2 separate regions of the Homo sapiens genome follow, and region 2 is linked to region 1. The links are chromatin loops, found by intact Hi-C in ENCODE. Cell type or tissue: mammary epithelial cell. All regions are shown on one strand. Links, peaks and the distances in the headings refer to the core of each region. The heading gives the core; the rest is flanking DNA.

What was found. Hi-C counts contacts between places; a loop is a spot of excess contacts. Peaks named below come from ENCODE experiments on the same cell type or tissue, not always from the same donor. Only the 100,000 strongest peaks of a DNase experiment are listed, where the experiment ranks them.
Region 2: a loop joins it to region 1, with 18 times the contacts of the local background. A loop is called at or near these places in 5 of 110 quality-filtered maps.

The regions. Positions count from the first base shown.
Region 1 is chr12:77,683,850-77,686,775 of GRCh38, reverse strand. It overlaps a transcript of NAV3 not described here. Among named protein-coding and RNA genes, the nearest start is that of NAV3, 150 kb to the left of the region's middle. In mammary epithelial cell, for the core only: a CTCF peak has its summit at 1,435 (motif pointing right); a DNase peak (open chromatin) is centred at 1,465.
Region 2 is chr12:76,951,802-76,954,727 of GRCh38, reverse strand. No RefSeq gene overlaps it. Among named protein-coding and RNA genes, the nearest start is that of CSRP2, 74 kb to the right of the region's middle. In mammary epithelial cell, for the core only: a CTCF peak has its summit at 1,535 (motif pointing left); a DNase peak (open chromatin) is centred at 1,557; H3K27ac peaks cover 325 bases.

The sequences.
Region 1 (2,926 bases), core at 205-2,704:
TAAGACCTCGTACTGTAAAGTCAGATGAACCTAGGTAAACTCGTGGCTTCACTCACCATATGCTTATGATCTGAATAAGTTACTTCGGCCATTTGTGCTCAGTTCCCTCATCTATAAATGGGCATAATAATGAAATGAAATAATACATGAAAAGTACTGAGCACCTATGGATGCTGTGTGTCATGGATGCATCATTGATTGAGGCTTAAAATATCCTGACAAATCGAAGTCTGATAAGTCAAATATTACATATATAGGAAAAGTATAAAACAATTTTTTAAACAGAGCCAAACTACGAAACCAACTTTAGAACAAAGCCTCTGTTTTTAAAAAAAAAAAAAAAAAAAAAAAGAAAGAAAGAAAGAAAAGAAAAGAAAAAATCCGGTGGGGCACGGTGGCTCACGTCTGTAATCCTAGCATTCTGGGAGGCTGATGCAAGCAGATCACCTGAGGTCAGGAGTTCAAGACCGGCCTGGTCAACATGGTGAAACCCCGTCTCTACCAAAAATACGAAAACTAGCCAGGTGTGGTGGCCTAGGCCTGTAATCCCAGCTACTCAAGAGGCTGAGGCAGGAGAATTGCTTAAACCCAGGAGGCAGTGGTTGCAGTGAACTGAGATTGCAAAATACATACATACATACATAAATCCATCCCTTAATAATCACTATATCTAGGCTCTGAATATATCAGGACAGTTAAAATCAGGCATGATGGGAGAGGAGGAATTCCACATCTAGAGAGTCAAATCCATCCATTTTATTCCAGTAAAACATCAGCTTTCAAAAACTAGACACTTCTGTTGACAATGTTAAAGAGACACTACTATACTGGCTAAGAATAGCTCTGTGCCTACAGCATATGCATTCAATGCTTTGTCAAAATTTCTAAACACTCTAAATGGCAACGGCATAGTGAGGCAAAATGTATTCATTGTGTTTAAATTTTTCTATTTATAAATTATCATATGTAAGCACAACATTGAAAGCTGTTAATGGAACCCATTAGGCTTAGACACTACACAGGGTAGTTTAATAAATACTAAAACTAATTATTTTTAATGAGGTTTGAAATGGGTTGGCAATGACCTGACAAACAGCCATTCTTACAGTTCTCTGAGGCTTGCTGGGTGGAGATGAGAATCTTCCGGGCTATTCATTTCAAGAAGCTCTTGAAAACGGGAAAATTGGTAATTAGATATGAAAGATAAAAGTGGATAGGAAGCAAAAAGATATAAATGGAATATAAAACCAATGGTGTGCGTGTGGGTATGTGTGTGTGTGTGTGTGTGTGTGTGTGTGTGTGCATGTGTATGCGTTGGGAGTATCTTAAAGATTTGAGCTGGAGAATCTGTCATTGAAGACAGTGAATGAACAAAGAGAGAAATGAAGTTCAGAGTTCTTCACCATGATATGATGCCATTGGAAATGTCGATCAGCAGATGGCGCACATGTCAGGAAACTTGTTTCACTGCACAAAAGAATTGCTCCAAGGCGCTTAGCAAATTTCGTGGCATGTTACACACCGCTTACAGGAAGCCTGGTTAAAAGATTTATGCATATTTATCTGTTTGATTTTTTTCAATAACCCATTCATAAAAATATTTTTCTATGAGAACATAGGAACAATAGTAGGTTTCATGTAAGTACTCAAAGCAACTCATTAAAAGTTTCAGCTTCAGAATCTTAAAAAGGAAGAATGAAATTAGAGGAGCAATCTGACATTAAGATATAGTATAAACATAAAATAATCACGACAGTGTGACATTGGTATTAGGATACATGAATAGACCAATGGAACAGGTTACACAGTCCGTAATGATTCTGACGAAGGTGTCAGCAACAGGGAATTCAATAGTGAAAGGAAAATTTTTTCAAAATATTTTGCTGGGTTAAATATATATCTGTATGGAAAAAAACGGAACCATGATTTATACCTCAGGCCATATGCAAAAATTTAACTCAGGGTAGATTACAGACCTTGGCCAAAATATAAAGTTCAGTGAAGAAAACATAAAAAGAATATCTTGGCAATGAGTTATATAAGATTTTTAGAACAAAAAAAAGGAATCATCAGAAAAAAATTATAATAAATCTGACTTCTTCAAATGTAGTAATTCTGCTCATTAAAACACATCATTAAGAAAATTAAAAGTAGGCTGGGCATGGTGGCTTATGCCTGTAATCCTAGCAATTTGAGGGGCTGAGGCATGAGAATCTCTTGAGGCCAGGAGTTCAAGAACTGCCTGGGCAACACAGTAAGACCCTGTCTCTATAAAAAAATAAAAAAGATAGGAGGTTCACTTGAGCCCAGGATTTGGACACTGCTTGCCACTGGACTCTAGCCTGGACAAGAGAGTAAAACACTGTCAAAAAACAAGAAAGAAAGAGAGAGAGACAGAGAGAAATGAAGAAAGAGGCAAGCCCCACAAACTGAGAAAATATTTATAATACATAAATCATACTTGTATCCATATTATCTAAATAACAACAATAAATAATAATAATAGTTAAAAATGGGCAAAAGACTTGGGCAAACCCTTCAGAAGAGTATATGTGAATGCCAATAAACACATAAAAACATGCTTAACATAGTCATCAGGAAAATGCAGATTAAATCCACAATAAGATTATCACTTCACACTCATTAGAATGGCTAAAATTAAACAGTAATAATGCCTAATGCAGGTCTGAATGCAGATCACTGGGATCACTCAGATATTGCTAGTGGGAGTGTAAAATTGTTCAACATCTGTAGAAAATCATTAAGCAGTTTCTTTTAAAATTATACTTACCTTATGACCCAGCAATTCTACTCCTACATATTTACTGAAAAGAAATAATAAAACATATGTCCCCCAAAATATTATACACAAATGTATGGAGTAACTTTATTCATAATAATCTAAAACTGAAAAAAACTCAAATGT
Region 2 (2,926 bases), core at 204-2,703, 730 kb after region 1:
GTGGCCTAGAAAAAAAAAAATTCTGGGAAAGGGGCAGATTCAAACAGGGTTGAGAGGAAAAAAAAATTCCTTAGACGGGAATTTCCATGAAATTTGTAAGATAAATAATCAGAAATTAAAAGGGAGGTTTGTTGCTCTGTATAAGGAAGGCAAAAAAAAGAACCACACTATTTTTTTTTTTATTATCGTTGTTGTTAGAGGAAAGGTAGCTGCACTCTAACTAGCTGAGTGACTTTGGGGAATGTACTTCACATGTGAGTCTCAGTTTTCTCATCTGTAAGATAAGTGACTGTGAGAATTCAATGATATAATATAAAAAGTACTTAGCTATAGTGACTGACATGTTGTAAGTTTCAAAACTGTTAACTATTATCATCATCATGATTATTCTAATTATTTCTCTTTCCCTGCCCCAATCAGTGCTCACCAATGAGTGAGAATTTATTATATTCCTCTTGTGTTCTTTGAGAAGATTGGTTTCTAAGAGATTTCTCTCTCTCTCACACACACACAGACACACACACACACACACACACACACACAAGATGTGCCTACAGGCAACAGAAAAAAAGTAATATTAGAACAATCTGCAACATGAATGATATGAATGATCTTGGACCATCACCAAGATCAGTAGGACTTCACCCCCTGGCCAATAAATAACACTCACATCTCTCTTACATGGAGCGTGGCTTCCAGAGTGCCAAAGCTGCCAGTCCTCTGTGGCTGGAAGGAAAGTTGTCATATAGGGAAGACTAAAAGCAAAACAAGAAGGTCACAAAGGAAGGGACCTCCTATTCTCTAAGAAAGATGAAAACGGATCTTTTGCTGTTTTGCTTGATGTTTAAAACGCACTGAGTGAATTCAATCTTTTGAAAAGCATATGGACATGCCAGGATTTTGGTTTTTTTTTTTTTTTTTTTTGGGGGGGGGAAATTTGCTATACCTGAAACATTTTTTTCCTAAAAATGTCTAAGCTGGATTTCCTAAAAATATCTGACATTTTTTCCCTATCAATGTCTAAACTGGCAACAGTTATAAATAAACTCTTTGCTGGAATCCTAGGAATTGATTCTTAAAACTTAATATAGTTGTAGTTAGTGGTTTATAGACTGTTGAATAACTAGGCCAATAAAGCAAGCAATGGGACCAAGAGGGTAAGTGGTAGGAGGCAGGTGGATGGCTTCATTTATACAAGGCTGGGGGTCTCAGGGTGCCAAGTAGGGCTTGTGTGGAGCCAACCATCTAATGATGAGAGAAATTAACAACTGGCTGGTAAGGATATGTAACCTTTAATCTGTTCCACTTCTGGTCTTCCAGATTTCTTTCTCTCTCTTGATTTCAGTCTCTGAGTCTGGAGCCTGAAACCCATAATAGTGTGAACACAGCAATTTATTAATGTAGAAGTACTTTATATTTCAGAAGTATAATTTCAGAGCTGGGAAGGATTTGGGGAGGGGTGATCTCGTTCAGACTAGAACAGTCAGTCATCTCTTCACTAGGATGACACCAGCATGACAAAGACCAGGAGTGCCACCCTCAGGCTGTAGAACAGATGGAGAACTGGAAAAACTGGCTGGAAAGGAAAGTGAGAGAAAGGGAAGGCAGAAAAGAACAATGGAAATTAGCTGCAGTGGAGAGTGGCAGCTACAGTAATTGTTGTAAGACTTTCTTACAGTGTCTGTGACTCGAAGCCATATCTACCCCTGGGCTAGATTTTACCTATGCCATTCGACATGTGACCTGATATTAGAGATATAACAGAAAATTATGTGCCAGGCACAATTGCTAATGCCTGCAATCCCAATAATTTGGAAGGCCGAGGCAAGGGGATTGCTTGAGCCCAGGACTTTGAGACCTGCCTGGACAACATAGCAAGACCCTGACTCTACAAAAAGTAATAAATTAGTCAGGCACGGTAGCACATGCCTGTAGTTTTTGCTATTTGGGAGGCAGAGGTGGTTGGATCCCTTGAGCCCAGGAGTTTGAGGCTGAAGTGAGCTATAATTGTATCACTGCACTCCAGCCTTGGTGACAGAGTGAGACCCTGTATCAAAAAAGAAAAGAAAGAAAATGATGGTCTACCTTTTCATGAGTCCTACATCCCCAATTATTTCTTTGCTAGTAGGCAGGGAGTCATATCATCCCAGACTCTGAGCTTAGACAAGTGGGGTATGTGTGATCTTCCCATGCACCATCACTATCTCCCTAAATAATGCATAATGGTTATTTGCTTAATATTTTACAGTTTACAAAGCAATAAAGCTCCATGGTTAAGACTCTGGAATCAGAGAGCCTGAGATTGAACCTTACCTCTTACTGGTTGTGTGACATGGGGCAAGGTAATTCATCCATTCAGCAAATACTTATGACCATAATGCACCAGGCACTACAAACATAACAATGAACCAAACAAATGTCCTTCTTTGTATCATGTATCTCATATGCCAGTGGAAGAGGTAGACCGTGAACAAATAAGTAGACACATGCATACTAGACCGCAATAGGGGCTAAGGAGAAAAAATATAAAGCAGAGAAGGGGTAGCCGAAAAATTGGAGGTGTGAGCTGCACATTTACATATAGTGACCAAGGAAGGCTTACTAAGAAGATGAATTTTGAGGAAAAAAAAAGACTCAAAGGAAGGAATCATGTAGATAATTGGGGGAAACACATCCAGGGGCAAAAGCTGCCCGGGGTGATGACCCTAAGTAAGGGGAAAGGTGGTGTCCAAGGTCACAGTAACTGACTTGAGCAAGTGAGGGAGAGAGTGGGATAAGAAAAAGCCAGAGAGGCAGCCTTGTAGAACATAGGGTGGATTTTGGCTTTTACTCTGGATAAGGTGGAAAGATTTTAAGTAGAGTAGTGACAAGATCTGACTCAAGTTTCAGCAGGATTATTCTGCCTGTTGTGTTAAGGATACATTGA